Regions from separate parts of the Mus musculus genome. Here all the other regions are linked to region 7. A link is a loop called in an ENCODE intact Hi-C map of the cell type or tissue named here. Cell type or tissue: heart. All regions are shown on one strand. Region 1 has its middle 43 kb from the start of Gm34428. Region 2 overlaps Rab2a (RAB2A, member RAS oncogene family). Region 3 overlaps Chd7 (chromodomain helicase DNA binding protein 7). Region 4 has its middle 13 kb from the start of Gm42252. Region 5 has its middle 44 kb from the start of Gm46842. Region 6 overlaps Gm42252 (a long non-coding RNA gene). Region 7 has its middle 25 kb from the start of Gm50597.

Region 1 (4,000 bases), 130 kb before region 7:
CCAGGTCAAAGTACCTATGCATTATGTGTGTGTGTGTGTGTGTGTGTGTGTGTGTGTGTGTGTGTGTACATGACACGATACTTGGATAGAATAAGAGGATATCTTGCAAGAAGGAGTAGATTCTTTCTTTCCACATGACTTAGTTTCTTTTATATTGCTATGAAGAGACACCATGACCACGGCAATTCTTGTAAAAGGCAGCATTAAGTTAGGCTGACTTACAGGTCCAGAGGTTTACTCCATTGTCATCATGGCAGGAAGCATAGCAGCATGCAGGCAGACATGGTGCTGGAGAGGAGCTGAGAGTTCTATATCTGGATCTGAAGGCTGAAAGAAGAGAGAGAGAGGGAGTCACTGGCCATGGCTTGAGCATCAAAAGCCTTAAAGCCCAGCCCCCAGCGACACACTTCCTTCAACAAGGCTATCTCCCAATAGTGCCAGGTCTTATGAGACTAAGGGGGTCATTTTCATTCAAACCACCACACATCATGTGGGTCCCAGTGATCCAACTCTGGTCATCAGTCATGGTGACAAACACTTACCTACTGAGCCATCTTTCTGGCTTGATTCATTTTTTTTTCCTTTTTAGGGAGCATGATTTTCATTTGGTAGGAGTACTTATTGTGTCTTCTTTATGTTGAAAATCCAAAAGAATGTTTGTATTGTACCAGCTCATTGACACATGCGTGTAATACCATCACTCGGGAAGCTAAGGCACGATAATTTGAGCCTACATTTTTCCTATGTACACGTGTATGTACATATGTGTGCCTGTATGTGGGCACATGTGTGCTTGGATATATATGCACAGGGGTTCCTTTTGGAAGTCTATCTGAATTGTTCTCCCCTTTATTCACTAAGTTAGCTTTTCTCACTGAGCCTAAAGCTTGCTTGCTGATTGCTAGCTTGCTTCAGGGATCTATTTTGTCTCTGCCTTCTGAGCCCCAGGGTTAGAGGCTGACTGCTTTGCCATCCCAGTGTTTATTAGGTGCTGGGGGAGGGGGGAGGGCTTGCTTCACTTGCTGAGCTGTCTCCACAACCTTTAAGTCCAGAGATTTTATACTATCCTGGGTAACATTGGGAGACCCAGTATCTAAGTGCACACACACACACACACACACGCCACAGGCGTACCATACCATACACAAACACACATACACCACACACACACACACACACACACACACACACACACACACCACACCACACCTCATATACACACACACTCACCATATACCACACTATACCACACATATGTCTTCAATGTATATTCTTTCCTTTTCTGCATTAAATCTTTTAATACACCACCCACCCCCAGTTTGTGCTCTCTTTTCTTTTGGAAAGAGATTCAAATTTATTCACTTGAAAGCTTAGAGGGTCTTATCAGTGATTGTCTTAGCTTCTGTTTTCTCATGCCAAAGGGGAAATTCTACACTTGTATTAATTTGGCAGCTTTATTTTCCTCACATGGGGGTCTCTTCATCTGGGAGACAGATTTGCGGTCAGCTGTCCCATAGACCCATTCTCTTCCAGCTCGAGTCTGAGAAGGTCTTATCTTGCTGGTGGGTTTTCCTAACATCTCTTAAGTGGTTTTACTTATGTTGTATGTATAGATTTTAGCCTCGGTTGATGTAACCATTATGCGCCTTCCATTCAGCTTTTGGGACGTGGAGAAGAATGAAACACTCAAATCATCAGCTTTCGTTTTCATTGTTATTTTGTGTTTGGTTTAGGTTATCAGGCTTCCTAAGAAATGCTCCAGGAATGTGATCACGCCAGAGTGCAGTTTCTCTCCCCTGGCTAAGAGGAAGGCAGAGGTCTAAAGCAGGGACTCCACACCAGGACCCGAGAAGTGCTGGTGATAAAATGCCCGTGGCCAGGCCATACCCAAGAAGCTATGATCTGATTGGCCTGTGACCAGGCCTCACCCAAGAAGCTATAATCTGATTGGCCTGTGACCAGGCTTATCCAAGAAGCTATGATCTGATTGGCCTGTGACCAGGCTTATCCAAGAAGCTATGATCTGATTGGCCTGTGATAGCCCCCTCCCCCCGCCAGCTTTCACACAAGCTCTCCAGGTGGTTTGGTTCTCAGTGTGGATCTCGGGGTAGTGGTGCACATCTTGTTTCTGTGAATGCTTTTGGAATTGGGAAGAGAAGGGAAAAAGAAAATAGTAGGAGTAAAAAGGATGACGCCAGAAAGGAGGGGAAATGAAGAGGGCATTTCAGGAAGAGGACTTGGTGTCTTGAGTGGCACCGAGTCATCGTTCTTTAAAAGGTTCAGCGCCACAGTTTACCCTTATGTGTTAGCCATCGTCTAGATGCACTATTTATTTTCATTGTTGCTGTGACAACATTCCTGATAGCCACAATATAAAGAGGGGAGGGTTTGTTTTGACCCATCACACCAGGAAAAGTGAACAGCAACAGTGCGATTAGCTAGTAGCATCGCATCTGCAGATAGGATGCAGGGAGGTTGGTGCTTGGTTAGGTCTTTCTCTCGTCTGAGCGTCCAGCCCATAACCGGGTGTTGCCCACATTTATGAAGGGTCTTCCTTCTTCAACACCTTCATGGAGATATCCAGAGATATCCAGAGGTATTCTCTTAGGTGACTCTTACTCCAGTCAAGTTGACAACAAACACTAACCATCATGAGTTTATTCCTTCTCGACTTGATATCCAAGGACATCACTGTAAGTTGTAACATTGGCTGACTATAGTGATCCCAGCATCCTGGAGGCAAAACAGGCAGAACTCTGGGAGTTTGAGGTCAGCCTTGTCTATATAGGAAGTTCCAGGCTAGCTAAGGCTACATAGTGAGATCCTGCCTCAATATAAAAACAAAAATAAACTCTGTAACATTCCATGTCTATTCCTTCTGGGCTCATGTTCATTCATAATGCAAAATACTTTCAGTCCAACTTCAAAAGACTTCATAGTCTTAACAGCTTGCACTGTTTAAAGAGTCTAAAATCTTCTGATATTTGAGGTATTTTCCTAGTTGTGAATTCATATAAGTTACATACTTTCAGTATACAATGGCAGATATGAAACCTTCCATTACAAAAAGCAGGAATTGATGCACAGCAAGGAAAGACTGGGCCAAAAATAAGTCTGAAAACCAGGAGGGCAAACAACAAATCCCACAACTTCATCTCTAGCATCTAGGTCTCTTGGTGACATTATTTGTGTAGCCCCACATCTTTAATTCTGCTTCCTGTGTCACATATAACCTCTTTCTTGGGCTTACTTCACTCTGTTTCATGGCTTTCCTAAGCAGACATCTGGAAGTTTTGACATCTCCAATACCTGTGGGGTCTATAGTAACATAGGCTTCACCTTCCTAGCTTCATGTAGTGGCTTTTCAGAGCCTTCTTGCAGAGAGTCCAGAGCTGCCACATATTGTATCAGCCCTATTACCTTGGTATTGATGCGGAAGAAACTCAAAATAATAAAATTGATGTTATAGAAGATTTACTAATAGATTCTCTTAGGTGATATTAAGTTATGTAAGCAGAATTTAGCTAAAGTAGCTCTACTTCCCAAATACCTCAAAGATAACTAATATGCTAACCAGGCCTGTTAGAGACAAGGGAGTTAGGATGTTAGGATGCAAATGTTTATTCACTAGTATTGACCAACCCTTAGGCTCCATACCCCTGAAAGAACTTGACTCTTAACAGGCAGCTCAAGGGGATGTCACAGGGTCATAACCACCATTAGGTTCTAGTGTCCCATTAAGGTCCATGTGCTTGTCAGAAAATATGTAATTTTGCCAACTGGGTAAAATATCTCTGGGTGACAAGTATCCAAAAAATAACACTGGTGTACTTAAAATAATCCTAGCAGTATCTTTGCTGTCTAAATCTCTTCTGTGTCCAAGCAGCCAGGCGTGCAGTCTCCTGCTTCTGTTTAAGTTGTTCAAAGTATGACCTGGGGTTGTGACGGAAAGAGACTGAAGGATAACAGTGGTGGTGGGTTGTATAAGCTGAAAGAGTAT
Region 2 (4,000 bases), 500 kb before region 7:
GATTACAGAGCTAAGACAGAGCAGTGCACAGGAGCAGAACATACCACTTGCTGGCCATAGGGAGTTACCTGTGCTTCACAAACACGTGTCTGCCAGGACATTATTTTACAAAACTTAGGATGAACTACTTTGACATCAGTTTCTTAGAAAATTTTTGCCCTGGGGTAAAAAAAAAAAAAAAAAATGCCTTGTTGCTTGCTCCCTTCCTCTTAGTAAAGCCAAAAAAAGAATTTTCCCTCAAAGATATCTATATAAACTAAACCCAACATTTCAGCTAGGTACTATGGTATACTCTTGTAATCCCAGGGTCTGAAGCAAGGGTCTGAGGTCAGCTGGGGTTGTATCGTGAGACCTTGCCTCAAAAAACAAAACCAGAAACTGCATTAGATACTTTACATGTTGTTAGGAAACAAATACCTAACAAAAGGGAGGAAGGTTCCCAATTTAGGAATGCATTATAGTAAGGATGACAGAAGCTTGAGGCAGAGGCACATTGTGCTCACAGTGAGGAGGCAGGAAGATAGATGAATCACTGGCCCTCACTGAGAATCAGACCTGGGCTGTGTGTTAGAACTGTTCCTCCTATTCAGTCCAGAACAGTAGTCCATAAAATGCTGCTGCCAGCTGACGATGCGCTTCCCACCTCAGGTAACCTAATCTAGACAGTCGCTAACTGCTGTGCTCAGAGGCTTGTCCCCTAGGTAGCCCTAACGCTTGTCAAATTGACAGTATGAACTAGCACTTGACAAATATCTGTGAAGATTGATAAGAAATGAAGAGTGAAATTAGCATTTTTAAATATATATTTATTCTTATTTTGTATGTATGAGTGTTCTACATTTATGTATGTATGTATGTTCACCATGTGTGCTTCTGATACCTGTGGAAGTCAGAAGAAGAGATTGGATCCCCTGGAATCAGGAATTATAGACAGTTATGAGCTGCCATGTGGGTGCTGGTAATTAAACGTAGGTTCCCTGGCAAGGGCACCAAGTGCTTTTAACCATTGAGCCATGTCCATCAAAATTATTATTTTAACCCCAGCCAGTTTGTTAGTATATCCTTGAATATTTCTCATTACTGAAAAATTTTGAATCTTGAAAAGAGAGAACTTTTGTGTGGTTCCAGTACTTAGAAGTTTGTATGATCACCAATGAGTCTTAATAGTGCTGGTTAATATTCATTGTATTTGGAGAATCTTCATGCTAGCCAGTTCAAAATTGGTGTGCTGATGTCTGCGTGTGGCGTGCTGGATTTCACATTCCAAGGCATCGTTAAATCAGTCACTGGTCACCAATAGTATATAGTAAATGTTCATTTTGAAGTATCAAAAACTGCATTTATATCATATTTTCTATATTGTACTTAGGTAGAAAAAAATTTAATGTCCTCGGTGTTTAATCAGAAAATTAGAGTTAGAGGTGGCATTATTCAACAACTACTCCATTGAGAGACTGAATGATAATGAAAAATTTATAACCATTTATATATTTCAATTCAAAGAAAATTAATTTCATGCCTTCCAGATATAAAATACATCTCAAATGTGTTACAACTATGCTTTTTAAAGTGTGTAATAAAGTAGTAAATACTGCTTAGGGGATAAAATTAGTATAGTAACTTGGAAATTTCTACATAGCATAGCTTTCTTGTGCCTGGTTTAATATGATTTCTCAACAAGTTAGCCAAACAACAGTTTGTTTAACTGGATGAGTCTCTCTGTACTAGGTTACGATTAGCACTGCTTGTTTCTGTGAAGTCTAGCAATGTTAGCCCTCTCACACATAGTGCTCTATATCTATGAGACATGTAGTCTGTCTGGCATTGTGCTAGCATGCACATGCGGGTGCTCTACATATGTAGGACCTTACAGTTTGTCTGGCAATGTTAGCCCTCTCATAAATGGTGCCCTACATATATGGAACCTTGTAGTCTGTCTGAGAGAGATTGTGTTAGCTCCAATAGAGTTGCAGCCTCACAGAGTCTGTGTCTTTGAATTCAGTTAGCTAGGTTTCTGAAGCCATCATTGTAATTGACTTGTTAGCAATAAAGTTAAATTTTTACTTATTTATAAGGATAACTTCAGTTTTGAAGAATATGGACCAGTTCTTAGTTGGCTGAAAACCAGTTTCCCCTTCACCTTAATGCCAACACACATGAAAACCGTGCTTGCGTCCTAAGTGCCTTGTGACTCATCAGTGATTAATTATTCTCATTATTTTGTGGCAAATTCTCATGACCCTCTGCAATGAATTGATCGGCCACTTAGAATGTATGCATATTCATACCGCCGTGTCCCTGCCACAGTCGTTCCGATCTCCTTTGCTGACTGGGGTGTGCTTGGTACAGTAATTGAGCTGCCGTAGATTGATTGCTCTGGGGAGCTGTAAGGCCTTGAAGGTGAAAACGTAACAGTCCTGTTAATTGGAAGCAAAAGCTACGATAGCAACTTCAGCCGTCAAATGTTTCCAGTGTCTAAATGAGGAGAGGTAGGATTTCTACCTCTCTGTGAGCCCTTTACCACTTAAAGAGTCCATCAGATCTGTGCTGGTGGTTCGGAAGACCTCCTGGGAGTTTTCATAAAATACTACTTGAAGACGTCTTTCCTCATCACACTGGTTAATACTCTACTTCTCTCAAATCTGATAGTTTAGACCCTATCAGAGTTTGAGCACCCTCTGTAGCACTGATGATATTCACATAAAATACCTTAAATAGACTACATAAACATAGGATACTTGTGAATAATTTACAGGCGTAATTTGATGAGTAGTTTCTCATACTCGTCCCAATTTTCTTCAGTGTAGTAGTGCACTGTGTAGCCCAGGGCAGAACTCTTCAATGTGAACAGTGTCCCTTTATCATCCAAACCCTGAGTCTCTTCTTCTTAGTGTTATAGATGTATTGAGAGAGTGGATGTGAGAGAGCGAGCACACATGAGTTATGTGTGCGTGCATTGCACTTTCTGCCACTGTGCTGCACACATAGATCCCAGCTGCTGCCTCGCCTTCTGTCTCACTGTAGGAATGCTGCCATTGCTAGACATGGGCCACTATATCTGGCTTTTGAAATGTGTTCCCAGGATTGAATTTGAGTCTTTGGGATTTTATAATAAACACTTTAACCTGCTGAGCCATCTCCTGGCCTGACTGTGACTCTGTCTTTCAGACTGCATATTAAGTATGGCAAAAGCAGTCCCATGTAGAACATTGTCCTCTGAAATCAGCTAGCGCAAACATGTTGGCGTGTGTAAAGTCTCTAGTTAAATGGGTTCTCCTGCACACATTTCTTAAGACATTCTTTCCCCTCCTTGGTGATAATTTGCTTTGGAGATAGAATTCACTTACCATAAAAGCTACACTTTTCATTGTACATTTAGTTAAATTTAATTATCTACAGAATTGCACAGCTATCACCACAGTGTAATAATTCAAGAACATTTCTGAGACCCCCACAAAGAAATGCTAGTGGACATTCACTCTCCTTCCCCCTCCTAACCTGCAGTAACTAATGCTGGCTTCTCTGCCTGTGACTTTGAGTGTTCTGACATTACATATAAGTGGGATTGAATTATATGTGATGTATATGAGCACACTGTAGCTGTCTTCAGACACACCACAAGAGGGCACTGGATTCCATTATAGATGGTTGTGAGCCACCATGTGGTTGCTGGGAATTGAACTCAGGACCTTCAGAAGAGCAGCCAGTGCCCTTAACTGCTTAGCTGTCTCTCCAGCCCCAAATATATATGTCTCATATGTCTCTCCAGCCCAAGTTATATATGTCTCGTATGTTCTGTGCGTGTTTGTCAGGGGTCAACCACAGTATAAAGGGTGAAGACTAAACCTTCATCCTTTCAATGGCTAAATGTTCCAGCAGAAGCCCACTTTTTAGTTTTCACTCACTAGCAGGAATACTTCATGTTGTTTTGTATTTTGGCTATTATAAATAGTGTTTGTGACTCAAATGAAGTTTGGCACGAATCCTTGCGTCCTCAGGT
Region 3 (4,000 bases), 260 kb before region 7:
CTCCTGTTTTTAAGTAGTGTTTCAGTAGTGTTTGTTTTCTAAGAGAGCACCATGTCTGATAGTTGCCCGTCCACTGTGCTAGCTAACCACACAGTATTTATGAGCCCATATGGTGTCCACTAGCCTGTGGCTGAGTTGGGACTCAGGGAAAGTACTCGTGTATGAGGAGGACACACCTGACTATGCGCGCATACTTTTATTTCATAGCTTATAGAGAGAAAATAGATAACAGCAACCCCCAGCAGGAAAGAGGAGAAAAAGAGATTACATAAAGGACTCATGGTGCTGACGAGGCCTGTGTCACAGACGCTCAGTCCCATGACAAGGAGGACTGCTCTGAGCTTCCATGTCCTTCCTGCTCACTCTGGTTAATTGTATGCAGAGAGCATTGCCAAGGCTCCCCCCACCTCCAAAACATAGCAGGGGCCCTTTTCTGTATCTGATTTGTCTCTGGAGTCCCCTGTATAGATAGCTCTTCTTCTAGAGCCCCTTAGGACTCCTTGAGGTATTTGTCCTAATTGTCATGCCTTGAGGTGAGCTCTCTTGTCCTAAGAATAAATAACACAGTGACTGTTAGGGAGGGGTTCTTGTACCCATTTTTTTGGAAAGTTAAAAAAAAAAAAAAAAAAAAAAAAAACATGTACGTTAGGCTCCTAGCTCCAGAGACAGTGAGACAGTGTATCTCATGGACATCTCAGGGATTGGTCCAGGGCCCCACTGCACACTCTTATCCAGGCTTATCCAGGATCTGTAACTGAGCTCTCATGGAGTTATGGCTGTGTCCAAGTGGCACCCGCAAGAAAGTTTAATCATCCGTAGTAAGCTGTTATGAACTAGTCGTAAGAGAGGAAAGTGCACCAACTGGCCTAAACTTCTATTCTACAGAGCATGTCTTTGGAAAAGTAGGAGCAAATCTGTACATTGGTGGGAGTGGTAAGATAAGCTTAGTGGGAGAGAACTCTGGATGGTGGGAGTACATGCCATAAAGATGCATGTGGTTGAAGAGTGTCTGCATATGGTAGCCAGAGTCCCCGGCAAGTAGCAGCTCTCTGTGGAAGGAGGAAAGCTCTACTCTTCTTTCCAGTTGCCTTTGCTCTGCATACAAGATGAATGCACTACCAGCTGCACTTTAACTAAGTAGTTGAGTTTATCATAACCCATATCCAGTTGATGTTTTCAAATCTAACCTCAAAGGAAATCTTTAATTGCTAATTTTTAAATTTTGTCTTGTGATACATGGGGCAGAAATTGCAACTGTCTCCAGATGTTTGACCCCGGTGTTCACGTCCCATCCCATGACTCACAACTGCTTATAACGCTGTCTTGGGAGGACCTGATCCCTCTGGCTCTGCAGGCATCCACTCTCGAATGCACACATGCACACGTATGCACACACTTTAAATTCTAAAAGTTAAAGGAAAGAAATTATCAGTGGCATCAAAAAGGCAGGAGTGTTGTTTTGCTGCTTCTTAATAAATTTAAAATTTTATAATGTGAGTTTAGATTTCTCTTTGAATTATTTATGTTTCAATTTTTCACTAAAATAATTCCAGCCTGCCTGACATTTGCTTTCTCAAAGTGAAAGTCTCATTTTTAAAAGACAATTCCTTGATCATTAAGTGGTTTTAAACTATATTACACTTCATTTTTATCCCGGGTTGTATGCCTCATAGACAAAGAATACCCAAATATCATAGGGTTAAATTATTCATTTCTAAATCGTAAGCATCTTATGAGCATTATACAAAAGAGTAAAACTTACTAAAAGATATAATGTGATAATTCACTGTGAGTCTCTGTGTGAGCCCAGGAGAGCTTTCTGAACCTAGTGCCTGCCAGGTCTCCAGACCGCAGGCCTGGGGACACCATCACCTTTAGTCAGGGACACTGTGGCTTCTGTCCTTAACATGGCATCTCCTCCTTATCTTTCCTTGGTCTGTTTCCACACTTACAGAACTAATCTGAATCTCAGCTTTTTGTTCTTGTGGAAGGCGACTAAGGGTCAGGCCCTTCCGAGAGAGTTGGCATTTTCTGCCCGGTTCACTTTGTGAAAAGGTCGTGCACCTGTGGAAGGCCTGGCATTCGCTCCAAACATCAAGTGGCTTTAATCTGCCCTTGATGATTCTTAACTCATCTAGTGTTCTCTGTATGACCCCATGGGGACAGCCTCAACACCACCTTAAATGGAAGCAAGACTGTCCTTCACTGGCATTGTGTTGCCTGTGGAGGTGCCATAAGCCGTTACAGTGGCCTTCCTGACCCAACCCGACCTTCAGACGCCTTTGGGAGATTTCTGTAACCCACATCGGTACGTCACATACAGTGGGAGGAAGTTCCTGGCACAGTATAATGGCAGGAAGTGAGTGCTTGGGGTTAAACTTGGTGTGCTTTCGTTCTCAAAAGCATCTATGATAGGAGAAGAGTGTGAAACCCAGCCCTGTGTACTGGGGGCCCAGAGGCCAAGGAGGGGGCCAGATCACCTCTGCTTCACTCCAGCCAAAGGACTGGAGCATTGAGAGAAGCCTACCTGCCGCTGCCTGAACCCACAGCACGATGGAGGCCGTAGCTGTGAGCCTTCCTCCTCGGGGACATGTCCTTCCACTGAGTGCTCTACCGCACTCTGTGAGCCTTCCTCCTCGGGGACATGTCCTTCCACTGAGTGCTCTACCGCACTCAAACTTCTGCACAGTGTAGAACATCGAGAAAGGGGACTTAGCCAGGAAGCCATAGGTTGCCTTGGTTTTCATCTTTGGAGGGTTTGGGCATTGCTGTTTTTGTTTTACTCAGCTGACACCCCCTTCGCCTGTAGTTCAGGCTCTAGCTTTTCTGTAGGTATTTGGCCCTTGGCTTGTTTTCGACACCTATGGCCTAACAGTCTGTTGTTGAAATCTGGGTGTGTTTTGTTTGGTTGGTTTTGGTTTGGTTTTGTTTTGTTTTGTTTTTTAATATAGTCAGCAAACATTTGGTGGCTGGAAAATGTGGATCTCTCTCCAAACTGCCTCAGTATATGGAACTTAAAACTTTGGTCCCTTTTTAGGCCTGTGGTTATGTGTGGATCTAACTTGGAGTAAGCAGGTGGCTTCCTGCTCTTACATGTGAATGGGATATTCTGATTTTGCCAGTTTGCTGTGGGTTTTGAAAGCAAATCCATTGTTTTTAGTAATAAAAACCTCTTACAGTATTCACGTCATGCCATCCAATCTCTGCAGGTGCTGAAGAGAAAATTTTGGAAGAGTTTAAAGAAACACACAATGCAGAGTCTCCAGATTTTCAGCTCCAGGCAATGATCCAGGCTGCTGGCAAGCTGGTGCTGATTGACAAGCTGCTGCCAAAGCTGAAGGCTGGTGGCCACAGGGTGCTTATCTTCTCCCAGATGGTGCGCTGCTTGGACATCCTGGAAGACTATCTCATCCAGAGACGGTGAGGCCACTGCATAGAAACAACAGAGAGAGAGGGCAGGATGCGGTGTGAGTCACCTAGAAGTGACATTTACAGTAGAGGTGGCAGAGTGGGAACAATATATCACACACCCCCCCCTTTCAAAGCCACAGTTATATATAAGGGCATCTTACATGAGAGCAGGGGGCACTGTGTACTTTTTTTTTTTTTCTGAGACAGGGTTTCTCTGTGTAGCCCCTGGCTGTCCTGGAACTCATTCTGTAGACTAGGCTGCTCTTGAGCTCACAGAGATCCACTTGTCTCTGCTTCCTTAGTGCTGGGATTAAAGGCGTTTATCACCACCGCCAGGTATATGTAGGTTTCTTTGTTTGTTTGTTTTATGCTGCATACTTTTGTGAGCAGTTTTTCTTCATTTCGTTCAACTTGGGGAGAAGAGTTCTTACTTAAAATTAAAATGTATTTTATCAGCTGTTTTTAGAGTTTAGCTGTTTCCTTGAGGAAGTAAAACAAAACTTTAAATCTTGAGTGTTCTGGCAGTTGTATGGAAAACACTCCTGATTTGAAGTATTTATGCTAAATCCTTCTATTATGTGAGTGCATA
Region 4 (4,000 bases), 660 kb before region 7:
GTGCTTCTTCATATACAGCCAGTGCGTGGTAAATTGAATTGTCATAAGTAAACTATGATCCAATGGCATTCCACTGCACTGCTGGTGTGACATGAAGTGGCTTGCACAACAAGATCCCTCCTACCACACAAGAAAATGAGAACATATCCCTATACATAGGGTATGGTGAACTGTTGTAGATGTCAGGTTTGCTAGCATACATGGCTCTCCCACATCATAACAACAGACACTGAGTAAGATCAACAAACATTTCTTGCTGTCCAAGAGTAATGAATCATTCTAGGCTGATTACACAGATGAAAATTATAGGATAGCTACCATCAAAAGACAAAATCACAGCAATTTACCATACAGATCTTAATTGGTGTTATTTGGCATTCAAGAAGCAGGCAATACTTTGTCCCATAAAATAAATGTTCTAATGAGCTGAGAGGAGGAGGTTGGTTTCATAGACAGACACAAGCTGAGGAAAGCAGAAACATAACAAAAGAGAATTTGACACTTCAACTTCCTTTCCTTGTAAGGTGGGAGTGTGGAGATTGACAGTCGCCTTGGCTACCATTTAGCCCCTCCCCTGCCCCGCAGCTTTTTGTGGATGAAGATGAAACAGAGGCTTGTGGACATTTAGCATGGCCTCTCTCCTGACCTCTCAGAAGGTTGCTCAGGTGGCAGCTTAGCTTCAGAGTGCTGACTTGGCACTTCAACTGCACTGACTGACTTTGGTTTCAGTTCTGCTCTGGCAGAGTGCAGAAGCATCTATTTCATAAATCTCTACATCTAACTTGCTCCCAGTCAGGCTAGGAAGACAGCACATTAAAGTGAAACTTGAGATTTTATAATGAAAGCACAAGGTTTGATTTTTTTTTTAAATTGTTACTATGGAATCAGGCATATTCAGCAAGATTAGGAAGAGAGTCCACTCTGGTGTCACTTGGCTGCAGACCCACCCCACTTTCTGAAGCAAGTAGCGGGTCTCAGAGATGCAGCATGAGTTCACTCGGTGATTACCTGAGTGAATCAAAACAAATCATTTGAGCTAGTATCACTACATACCTAAAGCTAGCCTCAAACTTGAAGTCCTCCTGCTTCTGCCCCCTGAATTTCAGGATTATAAGCATGTGATTTGGATATGAATGAAATCTTTGAAAGCAACTTGAATATATACATATATCCAAAACACAAGTAGCAAAAACATGTAATTAAAATGTGGCAACATGGTCTGAGTTAGAATCTGATTCATCTTTCCCCACTGGAGAGTATCAAGGCTCTTGGGTAGGTATGGCCTAGACTAATGTGTGCAGCTGTGGTTACAGAGGCCTAGGCTGATGTGTGCAGCTGTGGGTTACAGAGCCCTACGCTGATGCATGCATATGTCCTCCTTTCACATCATGTTCTTCCATCCTGTAACTCACAACTGAGTTGTGTACTACATCACCATTTCTGCACTTTTAACTGTCCAAATTTACACTGTGCAACAGATACCAGACCTAAAACTTCTCTCAAATAAGACTTTAAAGAGGCTCTTATACCTGTGGGTATCTCAGAAATGTTTTATGTAATCGAGATAAGAGATTGTATCAGGTACTATACTTTTAAAATACGAAATTAAGTATTTTCAGGTTTGAAATAGCCTAAGAGGCTGTTCCGTATATGCAAAACTGGTTCCATGTGGCCGTGTTATGTACTCTAAAGTTGGAGAATAAGAGATTCAAGGACAGGCTTGGCCCAGAGACTAAGTTTAGTAACAAGAAAAAATATTTGTATATATTTCATATAAAATAGTATATATAAATATTTTATATTCATAAATTGCATGTGACATATGAAAAATAAAATTTCATATATATATATATATATATATATATGTGTGTGTGTGTGTGTGTGTGTGTGTGTGTGTGTATGCAGAGTACCAGTCTGCTAGCCTTACATTCTGCCTCAGATGAAGATTAGAGATGAAGGTGAGAAAGGATGCCATTCTAACGAAACCAGAAAACAGCCACAAATAAATAAAACCCACATAGTCTTTCTTTATGCTAAGTAAAAAATAACCAAATTGTAAGGTAGGATGGCCTTTCCTCCAGGAGCAAAGACCACACATGCTTTTGTTCTAGGGGACCAAGCCTGTATGCACATGGGAGGCAGCCAGCAGAGGGAGCTGCTGAGAGAACTCAGAATGTGTGGCAATCTCTGATGCCATGAATCAGGAAAAGCCAAATTCAAATAATCTTTCTAGCTTCTGGATTCTTTTACACTGTCCCCAGAGCGAGTAATTGTTTGGATGACAAAGCAAAGCAAAAATAAATGCTGTAGCCTAAAATACCTATATTCCAATCTCTCCATGTAATTCTGAATATACTCTTCAAAATAGCAGAAACCACAGATAAACAAAACCTGGGCAACAGAGTGGTATTAGTTAATCTTGCACTGTAGAGATCAATTTCTTGACAAAAAACAATTGTTTGGAGGGAAGATTTGTTTCAGTTTACAGTTTCAGAGATGTCAGTCCATAGCAGAGGGGAGGGAATGTCAGAATACAACAGGTCATGGTGTGGCAGCCAGAAAGCAGATCAAATGAGTGAAGAAGGACCAAAGGGCAAGATACCACCAAACACCTATCCCAGTGGCACACTTCCTCCACTGGGTCTCACTTCCTAAAGTGTCCATGACCTGCCACAGTAGCCAAACTGCAGATGGTCAGATACTGACACAGACTAGTCTTTGATAGACATTTCATACTCAGACCATGACAGTGGCTAAACATCCTCACTAAATTCCCAATTCCATAATAGAGATCACACTGAATCTAAAGGGGAAAAGAAGCTTTCTGGATCATCTATATTTTCCCTTACTGTCTTGTGGAACATGATACCTGGTACACAGGAGTTACTGAGACGTGCTGGAAAACACAAGCCAGCATCAAGGGCAAATGCAGGAAGCAGAAGCAGGCCCACAGTGAGAAGTTTTGGAGTGAATGCACACAACTTTAAAATAACTGTTTTAAATGTGTTGAAGAATCAAAAGTAAATCACAGACAACATAAGGCGAGTTTTAATTATTTTTTAAGAGGCTGAGTAATGGGTGTGCACACATGGAAGTCAGAAAAAAATTTGCCAGAGTCACTTCTTTCCTTCTATCCTGTGGGTTTGGAAGATCAATGTGAAGTCACCAACTTAGGCAGCAACATCCTTACTTGGTAGACCATCTCACTAGCCCAAAACTCATGAACTCACCAAGTATACCTGCAAGGTGCCCAAGTTTCTCTGAAAGATACCTTCTCTCTGAAGTTGTAGAGGTCACCAGCCACCTAGTCATTCAGTCTTAAGGACTCTCCCAAAGGTTCCAGCCATGCAATGTGGCTAAAAATCCTTAGGACCTCTGGAGAAATGATTGCCTATCTTCATGAACATCTCTCTGCAGAGGGAATGCCCAGCTTTCATTTGACTCCTGTACTGGCTAGTTTTGTGTCAACTTGACACAGCTGGAGTTATCACAGAGAAAGGAGCTTCAGTTGAGGAAATGCCTCCATGAGATCCAACTGTAAGGCATTTTCTCAATTAGTGATCAAGGGGGAAAGGCCCCTTGTGGGTGGTGCCATCTCTGGGCTGGTAGTCTTGGGTTCTATTAGAGAGCAGGCTGAGTAAGCCAGGAGAGGCAGGCTAGTAAAGAACATCCCTCCATGGCCTCTGCATCAGCTCCTGCTCCCTGCCCTGCTTGAGTTCCAGTCCTGACTTCCTTTGGTGATGAACAGCAGCATGGAAGTGTAAGCCAAATAAACCCTTTCCTCTCCAACTTGCTTCTTAGTCATGATGTTTGTGCAGGAATAGAAACCCTGACTAAGGCAACTCCCATAAACTCTGAAACTCAAAACAGATTCTGCTAATTGAACTCCAGTCAATGTGAACAGGACTTCTCAGTCCTTACCTTAACAGCAAGCAGTTTCTAGCATCAGTGACCAAAAACAAAACAAAACAAAACAAAAAAACAAAACAAAAAAAAACTT
Region 5 (4,000 bases), 140 kb before region 7:
CTGTGGGAATGCCTTTGATCTTGATGTACGGCGCATAGCTCTGGGAACAACACAACTGTGGTGTCACACTGTCTGCGTGCTTCATTACGTCGTATTGTTTTCTCTTTTAAATTTAATTAAACTGGGAGGCAGGAAGAATGCCATAATTTGGAAGCCTGGACTACTAGGTAAGACCGTTTTTCACTACCCTCCAAAATATGTCTTGCTATTTGGACATATGTATGATATTTGGACATATGTATGCATTTTGAAGTGGCCATTGTAATGAAGATAACTTAAACATTTGTTGTCTCTGACAGTATCGTGTGTGTGTGTGTGTGTGTGTGTGTGTGTGACAATGACAGAGAGCAGTCCCTGTTCCCAATGTTCATATTTATGCATCAATATTGATAGAGGTTCCTGCCCTGACCCCCCAGCAAGTGTGCTCCTCATGCCTGGTCTTTGGTGGAACTGGTGATCATCTTTGTGCAGTGCAATAAATAATACTTTTATTACCTGAGCTATCTACCCAGCTCTAGTGCTCACTTTTCTGTAGTACTGGTGAGTGAAGTCAGAGCCTCACACAGGCTGGAGAAGTCCTCCACCACTGAGTTACCCTCATGGCCGAGGGGGACACATTCAACCATAGCAAGCAAATGACTGCCCATGACCTGAAGCAAGCTCAGATTCTTTAGCGAGATTTGCAAAGTCTCACACATAGATACTCATCCATACTCACGTACCATTATGCATTGTGGGGTGCAGATGAAGTCCAAAGTAAGTGTGTATTATTGCCATGAGCAGAGCCATGGCCAATTTCTCAGTGCCTCAGGCAAGGCCTTCCCTGGGTCATTCTCAGAGGGATGGCAAGGCCTTCCTCTTGTGTGGAGTTGACACTGTGTGCATAAACTGTCACCCAGAGCTCCCTCCTCAGGGATGACTGCAACCTGAGACTGCTCTCCTACAGAGAGCTGCTAGCTAGTCTCCTCCAGGATTTCCGTGACCTCAGCTCTGTGTAATAAACTTGTGTTTCCAGGCTGCTGCTGGCGCTCCTCCATCGGAGCACGTGGCCCATACAACCCCAGCCTTTTTTGTATGCCAGTCATTTCCACATTCCCTGGTCACCTAAGTCATGCCAGTCCTACAGCAGATCGTGGTAGCGTATGTTGTTCCTTCCCGCCTTCTACTCTTCCTACCCTGTCTCTGTCTCCACAGCCACTTCAGTGGCTGGCAGGATGCAGAACTCCCAGTGGCCCCGAGGCGCTGTGTGCCTTGGCATCTGTTTAACTGTGACTGGGATACACAGCGTCTAGGCTGGGGGTCCTTGTGTGGTTCCAGTCGTCTTGATTCTTACCATATCTTTGGGCAAGCGATTTAACTTCTAAGAGGTTCTGTGCTGACCTGTGAAAATGGTTCACTGTGAAGTTACCTCACAGGCTGTTGGAGACAGCCTCCTGCACAGAGCCTCCAGCACCATGACTCTCACCCTCTATTCTTCGTTTCTGGAGATTCTAAGGGTGTCCTTCTTGTGCTGTCTGCCTTTGTACCTCGCTTCTTCCCATTCATGATACACACTAACTTCCTCTGTAATCCTTGCTGGTTGTCACCTACTGTGTGATCATGCCGCCAGTGTAGAGGCAGCTCAGTGTGTCCCATGACAGTCCTACCTCATAGCTTAAAAATGAGAGTTCTCAGGAAGAAAGGAAGGGAGGGAAGATGAAGCCTGAGGCAGAAGCAGAATGGAGCTAATCTGACTTGACCATGGAAAGGATGTTCCAATTGATCATGAAGGTGGTGGGACCCTGGCAGGCCGAAGCAGGATGGATCCCACTCTCGGAGGGCATTCTGTAGTTTCACAGACATTTGATTAGGGTCCCCTTCTGCTGATTGTTAAATGGATTTGTTTCCCTGTCACAGTTCTACCTTAAAGAATAGCAGAAGGCTAAGCTGCATTTCTGACCAGCAGCCCCACTGCTATCAGCACAGAACTATGAGGCCAGCCTGCCTGGTGCTGTGTTGGCTTAGAGCGCCCTTCTTTTAAGTGCTGGTATTTGTTTACCCAGAGTCCATTGCAAACCTGCACAGAGCAGCGAGTCCTCCTCCTGTGAGGAGCTCCTTCCTGCTGAGCTGGCTGACTCGGGACTTGGTGTGACGTGAGCTCAGGCAGAGATTTGGCTCCTCTTAAAGCATGGACAGGCTTCTGGAGTCCCAGGGCTCCCACTGCTCACAGCCAGAGGCAGAGCCCAGCTGTCTGCAACCCTCCGGGGACTCCAGTCTGTTTACTGAATGGTCATATGGTAATCTCTTCCAACTCATGAACGAGCTGCACCGTTCCCTCATCTGCAGACCAGTGACCTCACCCACCTAAAATGGAGCAAGTGTGACTCAGGAATGTAGCCAGCTAGACTCTCACTGGAGCCCAGGAGAAGCTGGGCGGGCTACTCACGGGCTCAGGGACTCGGCTGTACATTGTAATCAGTCCCTGAGCCTGGAGCAGCCCCCAGCCAAGGGGTGTGTTCTCTGTGGGGTGGAGCTGAGAGGTGCCTGTGTGGACACTCACACCTGCAAGTTGCTTGTCTCAGGTGGTGTGCATCACTTCTCATCCCTCAGAAGGGCCTCTGACTACAGGCTAGTGAAGCTGACCCCATGTCCTTAGCTAGTCACCCCCAAGATGATGACACCAGAAAGAGGATGGAGAAAACACCTTGCAGGGAGGTGAAAGGCATGTGATCTCATAACTGGAAGGTAGAAACATGACTAGGTATTGTTTTACTGTTTATCATTCCTTTTGAATTATATTTGCTTTCCCCTTCCAAAAATATTGCATGTGATGACTGGGAATATAAAATAAATTACCTTTGCTATAGGCTGCTGGGTTTATTAGCCTCTTTCAAGCTCTTGACAATGGAAAGGACAGTGTGACCTACAGTCGACTCCTTCCAAGGAGCTCTTGTTCTCTCCCCCCGCCCCCCTCTGTACAGGACCTCTGTTATTTGTGCATATAATGGCTTAACTCTTTGAGTTACCCAGAGCTCTTTATTCTTTCCCTAGTTTCTACTGAAATGTCAGTTATTTTTATTTTCTAGGGTTGGGGACTTGGCTCAGAAGCAGAGCATTTGGCTAGCTCGCTCAAGGTCTTGGCTTCCATTCCTAGTGTGGTGGAGAAAATCGAACAAACACATAAAGTAATTGAACTTTATCGAGGCATAACTAGCCATTAAATGCTGTGTCTATCTGTAGCATACAATGTGATGTCGTTCCCCCAGGCCCCCTTTTCTGTGCTTGTGGTTGAAACCATGGCTTCAAGAATACTGAGCAGGTATCCACTGTAAGTCACATTCGCAGCCACTCATCCCAGCTGAAAGTTTGCCCATGATTTACATTTCAGGCAGATGACCTATGTTATCCATGCTATGTACATTTGAAAGAGCAAACCTATGAGAAAACAAGGCCAGGGAGTAAGAGAGAGAGACAACATAAACGTTAAATAGCCCCAGAGGTCAATCGTGTATTTGGATAAGATCTTTATACCAAAAGGACTCGTGAGGGTGGAGCGAGGCAGGCCATTTTCAAGAGCAAATGTTAATAAACTCACGGTCATCCCCTTGACAAGTAGAGATCAATTGGCAATATGGAATCCTTCACTCCTGGTGTGTGTGTGTGTGTGTGTGTGTGTGTGTGTGTGTGTATGTGTGTGTTTGTTTAGAAAGTGAGTTTTAGGGTGCTATCTCTCTGAGAGTCTGGAGGGTTTGGGAGGCAAAGATGTCACTTTAATGGGCAAAAGAGCAAGGGTCATTATTTCCACCACCATGTTTGCTATGGACCCCTGGACACGCGCTTGACACATTCTTTCTTGTTAGCAGGCCTGGAGCAACAGTGGAGAATATCCAAACGTTTCTCTAAAATCTGGGCTCCAAGCACGTTTTCTCAAAGGCAGATCACTGCCCTTATGAGCAAATTCCTCCCGGCCTGTTCAGAGCCACCTCTGCTTCTGGCAAATGGTTTCTCAGAGCAAGGTAAG
Region 6 (4,000 bases), 720 kb before region 7:
CTTAGGTGACCCCTGTGAAAGGGTCACTTAACCCCACACAGGGGTCATAATCCATACGTTGCCACAGACTGAACATTGCTGAGTTAGAGACTATGTACGTACCCCTAGTACAGTGCTGGCCTTCCATGCACAAGCCCTGGGCTTCCTCCCAATGTACCCACAAAAGAGAGATCCATTTTGATCGTGAACATTTTTCAGACCATTTGGATTCCCTCCACAGGATACCACAGAATGTGAGGGAAAGATGTTTGTCTGGTCCAGGTGTACACACTCGGCCTTCCTTCCAGAAATCATTCTCATGTATCTCGTCTAGTTAAAGATATTGGATGCTGTTCAGACAAGCCATTCTTACATCTTCTAGGATGCTTAGCTACTTGCAGAGTGTGACCTTTCATGGAGTGAACATGCTCGGAGTCAATTCTGCGTGGGAAGTCGTCTTGCTATGCTCCCCAAACCTGCTAAATTCAAAGGAAGACTAGGTTCGTTTCCTAGGTAAAAGTGCCACAGACTGATGGCTTAAGCAACAGACTGTGGGGGGTTTATTCCAAACCTTGGCCGTTGGAAGTCAGAAATCCTAATGCCTGCAGCGTTAGGGTTTGTAAGCCTCTGTCCTTGGTGTGCAGGTGCATGCCTCTCTGTCTTCACCCATCCCTCTTGTTTCTGCATCTCTGTCTTCACCCATCCCTCTTGTTTCTGCATCCAAATTTCTTCTCCTTACAAGGACATCTGCTACACAGGTTTAGGGCCTATTGTAATAGTCTCATTTTCATTTAATTACCAGCTTAAAGACCTCTCTAAATACAGCCACAAATTCAGGCGACTCAGGGCTAGAACTACAACCTGTGAACCAGGGATGAGGATGGACAGTTCATCCCATAAACAGAAAAGGAGAGAGAAAATAAAGACACCATACAAATGAGTCTTCAATTCTAGGAGTGAACATTCCTTGGAAACCTGCTACTCACAGGTATCCAGTGACTAATTCCCAGTGCAGCCAGCCCCTCTCTCTCCATCAGCCTTCCCGGAAACTCGTCCACCGGTATTACCATCTAGACAAAGTTTCCATAAACTTCTTGGATTTGGCCAGCCAGCTATGGCTTCCCTACCCAGATAGCTCAGCGTGATCATCATGTCGGTTTAGCATTCAGCATGACCATCTTCAAGATGTACCCAGCATGGCCATCTTCCCTGTAACTCTCAGACTCAGCCATACAAGATATGAATGCATGATGTGCTGGCATCATTGCTGTCTTCAACACTCAGCCAATGTGTCTGAGCTACTTGGAAAGATCCATCCTCTTAACAGCTGATATGATTCTCATATTTTGTTTACTCCAAACATGGACTCTTGCCTTCAGGCCTCATAGAGAGCAGCATTCCAAGAACATATTAAAAATGTCTGACATAGTGTGCCCAGCAGACAAAGTGTTCCAGTGTACTGACAGAGGGTTGGGAGAGCCATAACTCACACATAAAGATCTGTGGCCTCTCCCAGACCACCCTGTCTCACGCTTCACTTCTGACTTGAAAGCCAGAGGCCTCTGACCTAAAGTTCAAATTGACTTGAAGAGACTTCAGGCTTCTATTTTGGTTTTCATGCAAGGAAATACAAATTTAAGATATACCAGAGCTGAAAGGATTCTCAGTGGACAAGAGTCCACATGCATGAAGACTTCGGTCTGGATCTTCCAGCACCCACATAAAAAGCCCTGAGCATCTCAGGCACCTGTAACGCAAGTGCCAGCTGGGAGAAGTGCCTTATGGCTTGCTCAAACCCAGCAAGCTCTAGGTTCCATGAGACACTCAGTCTTAAGAGACTAAAGAAGAAAAATAGAAGACATTAATGTCATCCTCTGGCCTCTACATGTTCATGCATGGATGCACTCATCTGTTCACACACACATACACACACACAAAGCTATATACATATATGTACACATGCATGTGCATACATGTGCCTGAAAATGTTGCATTATTTCCCCCTCTGATCTACATAAAAAGTAAAGTTTACTGGAATATAAAATAAATCCTGATTAAAAGTTAAGACATATTAAACAGAAACACTTTTAATCATTTACTGTCAAAAACAACTTAAAGTTATTGGATCTGTTATTTGTACTCTTCCTCACATATTTATGCTGGTTTCCAGATAAAATGGGGTGTGTCTCATGGTAAAAACATTTGTCTTAGGTCCCTAGAGACTATAGAGATCTATGACTTTACTGCACTGGATCTTTCCCTCCTGATTCTTGTAGTTTTAGATATCTGTCCTGAATGTAAGACTGTAAATATAGAATAAATTAGATGTAGGAAAACAAATGAGCACCAGGGGGCAGCATAGACCTGATCCTGCACTGGGTCTTGTACAGGTCCAAAGTGACTCTCTACTGAAGACATATCAGAATCTGAAAGTACTCAAGAGTCCCTACCCAGAAGCCCCCGGTAGCAAATTCGTGACCTTTCTATACGGTGCTGAATTCCAACTTTCTGGCTGAATCCTATCTGAATTCTTATTGGTGTGGGGAGTCACCCCAGATAACAGTGCAGAGAGAAGTAGCACTCATGACAAGATCTGAATTCAAGTTCCAAAGTCCCGGGTGTTTTTGCAGGGGCAGAAGGCAGAGAGACATGACTGCACAACATGGGGTCAGGGAGCCATCAGGACCCCAGCCTTGGTCAGGAGACAGCAAAGGGGAGATTAAACCTTAGGAAGCTCAAAAGAATGCAAGCTAACATGTTGCACCTTTTGTTAGGACTTCTCTCTCCAAAACTTCATGACTAGAAGAGAAGGACATTCGAGAGATCAGCAAATGAGACAAAGTAGCTGAGGCCTCGCTGGTACTTGCTTTGTAGCCTGGAACCCAGAAGTATGGAGTCACAGAGAACTTAGCCAGCCTCACTCTCTGTGGGACAGGTAGCCTCCTAGTTTATCAGGTACCCGTGTGATTTGTTCTGTCAAGCTGTAGGGTGAATGGAGCAAAGGAGTGTGGCTTGGGACTGAGCCTGGGGCAGCAGTGCTCACTCAGCTCCTGGCTGCCCCTGCGGTTCCCACACACCGGCTTGCATTCATCCCTGTGATTGATGCTCCTGGAGCAGCCTGGAAACTCTGCCTGTGAGCTAATTATTATGGGGGACTGACCTGCGTCCGCTGGTCAGGAGTGAGTAAGGCGAGGGGTAGGTGAGAGCTGGCTATTCACAAGAGGGCAGTCTTTGATGCGAACGAAGCGGAAAGTTTGGCCGAAACTCAACACCTCTCAGAAGTAGAGATTAGTCAAAAGGAAGAAAGGAGAAGGCATTGTGGAAGTCTTCAAGGAGGAGACAAAGATGCCTGTGTTTTGTATCGCTCAGCTGCCTCAAGAAAATGTCCATTGGTTTTCTTTCCACTCCTTTTTACATTTTAAGTGGAATCTAGTGAATGTGTCTTTTCAGAGTTCCCAATTCTGCCGTTTCCACTACACCTCATGCTGCCATGTTAATGAAGCGTCATCTTTCCAGAGAGTGTGGGAACAAAACCTATTTGATGACCTCTCAGAACAAACACTGAGTCCTCCAAATATTTCCCTGAATTAAACCCTCTACCCCACAGTCTATTTCCTTTTTAAAATGCCAGTTTGCCAACTACTTCAAACCAACAAACAGGGCTTTCCTTCACCCTCAAGCCAGAGGGCCCCTGTGGAGTCCCACACTCTATGGGAATTCCTGAGGAGCAGGCATGAAGGCAGCTACCCTCAGGGTTTAGTAGCAGCTCCGGTGCCCAGGATGCAGGACATCAGCCTTGTATCCTGCAGTCACAAGAATGAGCGTGTACAAAGACGTGGAATGACCTTGCAGATTATTCCAGCCCCTCAGGGCACAGATGAAAACAGAGCCTGGAATGGAAAGGCAAACAGGTGCCACATGGGGTGCTGCAGGCAGAACGGGAGACCCCAGAATCAAGGACAACTGGGCAAAAGCCATATTCCCCACCCCTGTCCTAAATGAACTGAATGGACATTTCTAG
Region 7 (4,000 bases):
TGTTAGGAGGACCTGCATCCTGAGGATCTTCTTGCTTTCTTCTGAACCCAAGTTTGATTTGAGTTCATGAAGTCAGGCCTGTGAATGAACCCTTTCTACTGGACTCTCTTGTGGCCTCTCTCCACAAGTGTTGATTCTGAGCATGGGAGGTAGGGCAAGGGCTGGGCATGCTGGTTTAAATCCCTCTTCTTGTCCCCTCACCAGCCCCATCCCTGCCATACTAGAGTGGCTCTGATCTACAGGTATGTCCCTGTAGCTATTACCTTGTTGGTAAGGGTGACAAAGACTTTGTGTAGTCTCCTTCAGTTGTACACAGGAATATGTGCATTAAAATAATTTTTGATAAGTTTATGTATATTATGTTTGTTCACATACATATGTGTAGATGCAAACATATATAACATCATATATGTTTGTTCACATGTTTGTGTGTGTGTGAGTGCACAGACATACGCTTGCACGAGTGCACACACACACACACACACACACACACACACACACACACACACACAGCATTGTGTAAAGAGGTTGTGTAATATGCATGCTGAGTTACATCCCTCATCAGCATTATGTGCTGATGCTTTCACATCAGACCGGCTGTATTGGAAGACATGATCCTTGATGCCAAAATGAAGCCATATGGGAGAATTGTACATGGACACCTGTCCTTACAGGAAAAGATTAGGACACAGACACGCACAGCAGGAAGACTAAAAAAATGCAAGGAGACAGAGAGATCTGTCTGCGAGCCAAGGAGTGAGCTCTTACAAAAATCAAAAACAACATACAAAACAAAACCAGCTCTTGCGACAGCTGGATCTTGATTCAGGCATCCAGAATTGTGAGTTCAGAAATGTCTCTTATGTAAGCTACCAGCTGTAGTACTTTGTCATGGCAGCTGAGCAAACAAATAGGAGAGTCTCCTGAAGCTGCACTGAAGTGGGGAAGCCCAACTATGCAAGCCCCATTGCTGTTCTTAACTACTGTCGGTAATTCGAGTAAGCCTTAGCTTGTATATTGAGAGCGCTCCGCTCCTGTTGAAGGTTTCTCCTGCTGGCCTTGTTTGTATTTACTGACAAGCTCTGACGTTGGTCCCTTTCAGAACTCCTTCATGTGCTCTTGACTACTCTTGTTATTTTTCAGGTGAGCTATGGAGTTTTTAAAGCTTACTCTTTCCTTTTCTTAATTAAAGAAAACAACAACAACAACAACAACAACAACAACAACAACAACAACAGTACTAGTACCTATGCAAAACAGATTTTGGTTTTTAGACACAGAAGGAAGGTTTCAGGAAGCCAAACAAACAATAAGATTTGGAAACTCCCCAATGAGTGCGGGTTTCTGACCCCAGGGCAGTGACCAGCACCCTCATCAGAGAAGTAGAACAATTCCCAAAGGGACATCATCAGGTCTCAGCCCTGGGCCAGCACAGTGTGGATGGCCCTGGTGAGAGGCCAGTCCAGAGACTGCACTTTCTCTTCCTAACTGGAAGCACAGGCTAGAAACCTGCTGATCCAGAGAGGGTGTGGGCAGCCCTGACTTGACTGTGCTCCAGGTAAGCTAGGTGCCTGGCTGGTTGACCCTGATCTACTGGTTGGGAATGTCTGCCCTAGAGGATCTTTCACAACTTCATAGACTGCTTTCTTAAGGACAGAATCAAGTGGCAATTGGATGTTCATCTACAACGAGGCTTCCTATCAATAAATTATAGTGGCTCCCCTGCACAGAGACCTGATTGCTTGGCCTCTATAGGCATACTTGGCCTATGAGGATTTTTTTTGTAAGTCTTTTTCCTAGTCTATAATAATATGCAGTATTAGCATCGTGCCCTGATTTTTAGCTGTAAACACAGTACATAACTTTTTAAAATTTTTTACTGGATACAGTTAGCGGCCTTGTCCATCTTTAAATCTTTAAAAACTACCTGGAAATGAAAAACAGAACAGTCATAACCAGCCTATGTTGCTTTAACGTAGCTTTCAAGGCAGAAGGGGAAAAAGATTGCATATCCGAGGAGGTAAGGGAACGTGATAGGCTGGCAATTCTGAGCCAGCTATGACCTTGAGTGTGATCAATAGGCTGCTTCCTCTTTGTCAGGCAGAGCTGAATTCCAACTATTTTTCCCCAGCAGAGGCATTCATTTAATGATATTAAAATCTTCATTGATTATGCTCCATAGTTTGAAAATTGAAGCGGACCAAGTCAAACTCACTCAACCCAGTCGTCCTCCAGGCGCCATTGAAAGGAGACGTGGACGCGCAGCTATAACTAAATGCTGCCACCTAGAGGACAGAGTCGGTATAGCACCACGCCTGCAGTTGGTATTCTCCGGACTTCAGGAGCCCAGTCTCTGCTGTGTTTTCCTTTGGACTGTTCTCCCCGTGACTCAGATCGGAATACAAAGTGGAAGTTTTTGTATCCTCTAGGGAAATTATTCTTTATAACGATCGTTTAAATTCTCCCAAGATGAGTGTCCAAGGAGAGATAGACACTTGGAAGAGGAGCCCGGAGAGGAGTTGCCTCACATGCAGCTTCTGAAGCGATGATGTGAAGGTCTACATGAGTCTTTGGTATTATCTCCTCCTCACAGCAGAATATGAGTCCGCAGTGTTTCTCCCTGTAAAAGGCCGACAGTTCAAACCCCACACAGACGCCTGGGAAGCTGGTGAACAGTCCATTTCCTCGCCGGCTAGTGCTGTTAGAAGTGGGCTTGTCTTGGGAGAAATTCCAGTTTCAAGCCATCCTAGTCACACAAGGAAAGCCTGTCCCAATGCAAACAACAAAAAGAGAAGGCCTTTCTATTGGCTTAAAGCTAATCCCCGACTCCCAGCCCCTGCGCGCCTTCAAAGCACAGTGCTGCTCGTCTCTGAGGTTGACTGTGGTTCTCAGATTGGCCATCCAGGTTGCTGCTTCCTTTGCCTCCTCACAGAGGCTCCTCCATTTACACAGACGAAGTGCTCCTAAGCTACCGAAAAAAAGCTATGTATTGGGTCATCAGGTAGAAGCACACCGAGGGAGGTGGGCATGTTAGGCGCACCACAACCCAAGACTTTCCCTCTCTGGCGCTAGCCTGGTGACACAGGCTGCGGCTGTTACACTATGGAGAAACTCCGGGACCTGTGTCTTGTGCATGTCTGTAGAGTGGCACGAACACAGGCTGCTTTCTGCCAGGGAAGAAAGAGCTCTCTGTCTGGCCGAGTGTGGCGCAGGCAGGGCCGTGTATCTCTTTTGGGTTTTTTGTTTGTTTGTTTGTTTTTGTTTTGTTTTGTTTTGTTTTTGTTTGGTTTTGGTGTTCTGTCCATCTTGTTTGGGAAGCCCTCATCTGCGTCACTGAATTCAATCCCCTCTTCTGTTTTTGATTAAACTGCGTTGGGTGGAGACTAACCTGGGGTCATTTATGTCCTTCTGATGCTAATTTGCACAACCGATATTTTCTTTTACACTCTGTAGTTTAAGAGGTTTTCCTTTTCTAAATGAAATGTAGGGTTTCACAATCACATGGGGGACCAGACCGATGGAAGTGGTTCTGCTTGATGCCTTTAAAATTGTACAGAAACGTAAAGGAATTCACTGGGTGCGTGCGTGAGCATCCATTGCCATTTGATTAACATATCTCAAGGGTCAGGGCAGTAGGCATCGGCTCAGGGTGACAGTGGTAATATAAGTTGCCCCACACTGTCTTGGGGGGCTCTGCTCATGGGACATGAAACATGACAGTTAGTTTAGTAGAATCACACAATGGGGTGAAAACTCCCAGGGGCTTGCACATTGGGTCTATTCTAAGCCTGGGTTCTCTTGTGATGGCTTTGGGGGTAACTCAAACCAACCTTCCTACAGAGCTTTAATTATGCATAATCACCAGCAAGCTTTGTTCTGGGCTATCACTTTCATCTGAAGCTCAAAGAGCTCAAACATCATTACCTCATTAAACCTTGCAACACCCCTGCGAGGTGAGGCGATTAACCCATTTTCCAGACGGGGACATAGAGGCACAGAA

The links. Peaks named below come from ENCODE experiments on the same cell type or tissue, not always from the same donor. Only the 100,000 strongest peaks of a DNase experiment are listed, where the experiment ranks them.
Region 1: it touches region 7 in a loop (2.3-fold over the local background); 3 of 42 quality-filtered maps call a loop at or near these places.
Region 2: it touches region 7 in a loop (6-fold over the local background); 20 of 42 quality-filtered maps call a loop at or near these places.
Region 3: a loop joins it to region 7, with 2.5 times the contacts of the local background. A loop is called at or near these places in 9 of 42 quality-filtered maps.
Region 4: a loop joins it to region 7, with 7 times the contacts of the local background. A loop is called at or near these places in 3 of 42 quality-filtered maps.
Region 5: it touches region 7 in a loop (2.3-fold over the local background); 3 of 42 quality-filtered maps call a loop at or near these places.
Region 6: a loop joins it to region 7, with 13 times the contacts of the local background. A loop is called at or near these places in 19 of 42 quality-filtered maps.

The regions. Positions count from the first base shown.
Region 1 is chr4:8,963,835-8,967,834 of GRCm38, forward strand. No RefSeq gene overlaps it. Among named protein-coding and RNA genes, the nearest start is that of Gm34428, 43 kb to the right of the region's middle. In heart, no CTCF peak of the experiment used is centred here; a DNase peak (open chromatin) is centred at 2,007.
Region 2 is chr4:8,599,493-8,603,492 of GRCm38, forward strand. The region is part of intron 6 of Rab2a (RAB2A, member RAS oncogene family); the gene reads left to right. Among named protein-coding and RNA genes, the nearest start is that of Gm42253, 43 kb to the right of the region's middle. In heart, no CTCF peak of the experiment used is centred here; no DNase peak of the experiment used is centred here.
Region 3 is chr4:8,835,342-8,839,341 of GRCm38, forward strand. It overlaps Chd7 (chromodomain helicase DNA binding protein 7), which reads left to right. Exons shown (of 38, transcript NM_001277149.1): 16 at 3,210-3,420. Among named protein-coding and RNA genes, the nearest start is that of Gm46842, 74 kb to the right of the region's middle. In heart, a CTCF peak has its summit at 2,223; a DNase peak (open chromatin) is centred at 2,290; H3K27ac peaks cover 1,096 bases.
Region 4 is chr4:8,430,454-8,434,453 of GRCm38, forward strand. No RefSeq gene overlaps it. Among named protein-coding and RNA genes, the nearest start is that of Gm42252, 13 kb to the left of the region's middle. In heart, a CTCF peak has its summit at 2,136 (motif pointing right); no DNase peak of the experiment used is centred here.
Region 5 is chr4:8,952,396-8,956,395 of GRCm38, forward strand. No RefSeq gene overlaps it. Among named protein-coding and RNA genes, the nearest start is that of Gm46842, 44 kb to the left of the region's middle. In heart, no CTCF peak of the experiment used is centred here; a DNase peak (open chromatin) is centred at 2,256; H3K4me3 peaks cover 867 bases; H3K27ac peaks cover 2,213 bases.
Region 6 is chr4:8,378,528-8,382,527 of GRCm38, forward strand. The region is part of intron 1 of Gm42252 (a long non-coding RNA gene); the gene reads right to left. Among named protein-coding and RNA genes, the nearest start is that of Gm42252, 39 kb to the right of the region's middle. In heart, a CTCF peak has its summit at 2,334 (motif pointing right); no DNase peak of the experiment used is centred here.
Region 7 is chr4:9,094,964-9,098,963 of GRCm38, forward strand. No RefSeq gene overlaps it. Among named protein-coding and RNA genes, the nearest start is that of Gm50597, 25 kb to the right of the region's middle. In heart, no CTCF peak of the experiment used is centred here; DNase peaks (open chromatin) are centred at 858 and 2,258; H3K4me3 peaks cover 565 bases; H3K27ac peaks cover 655 bases.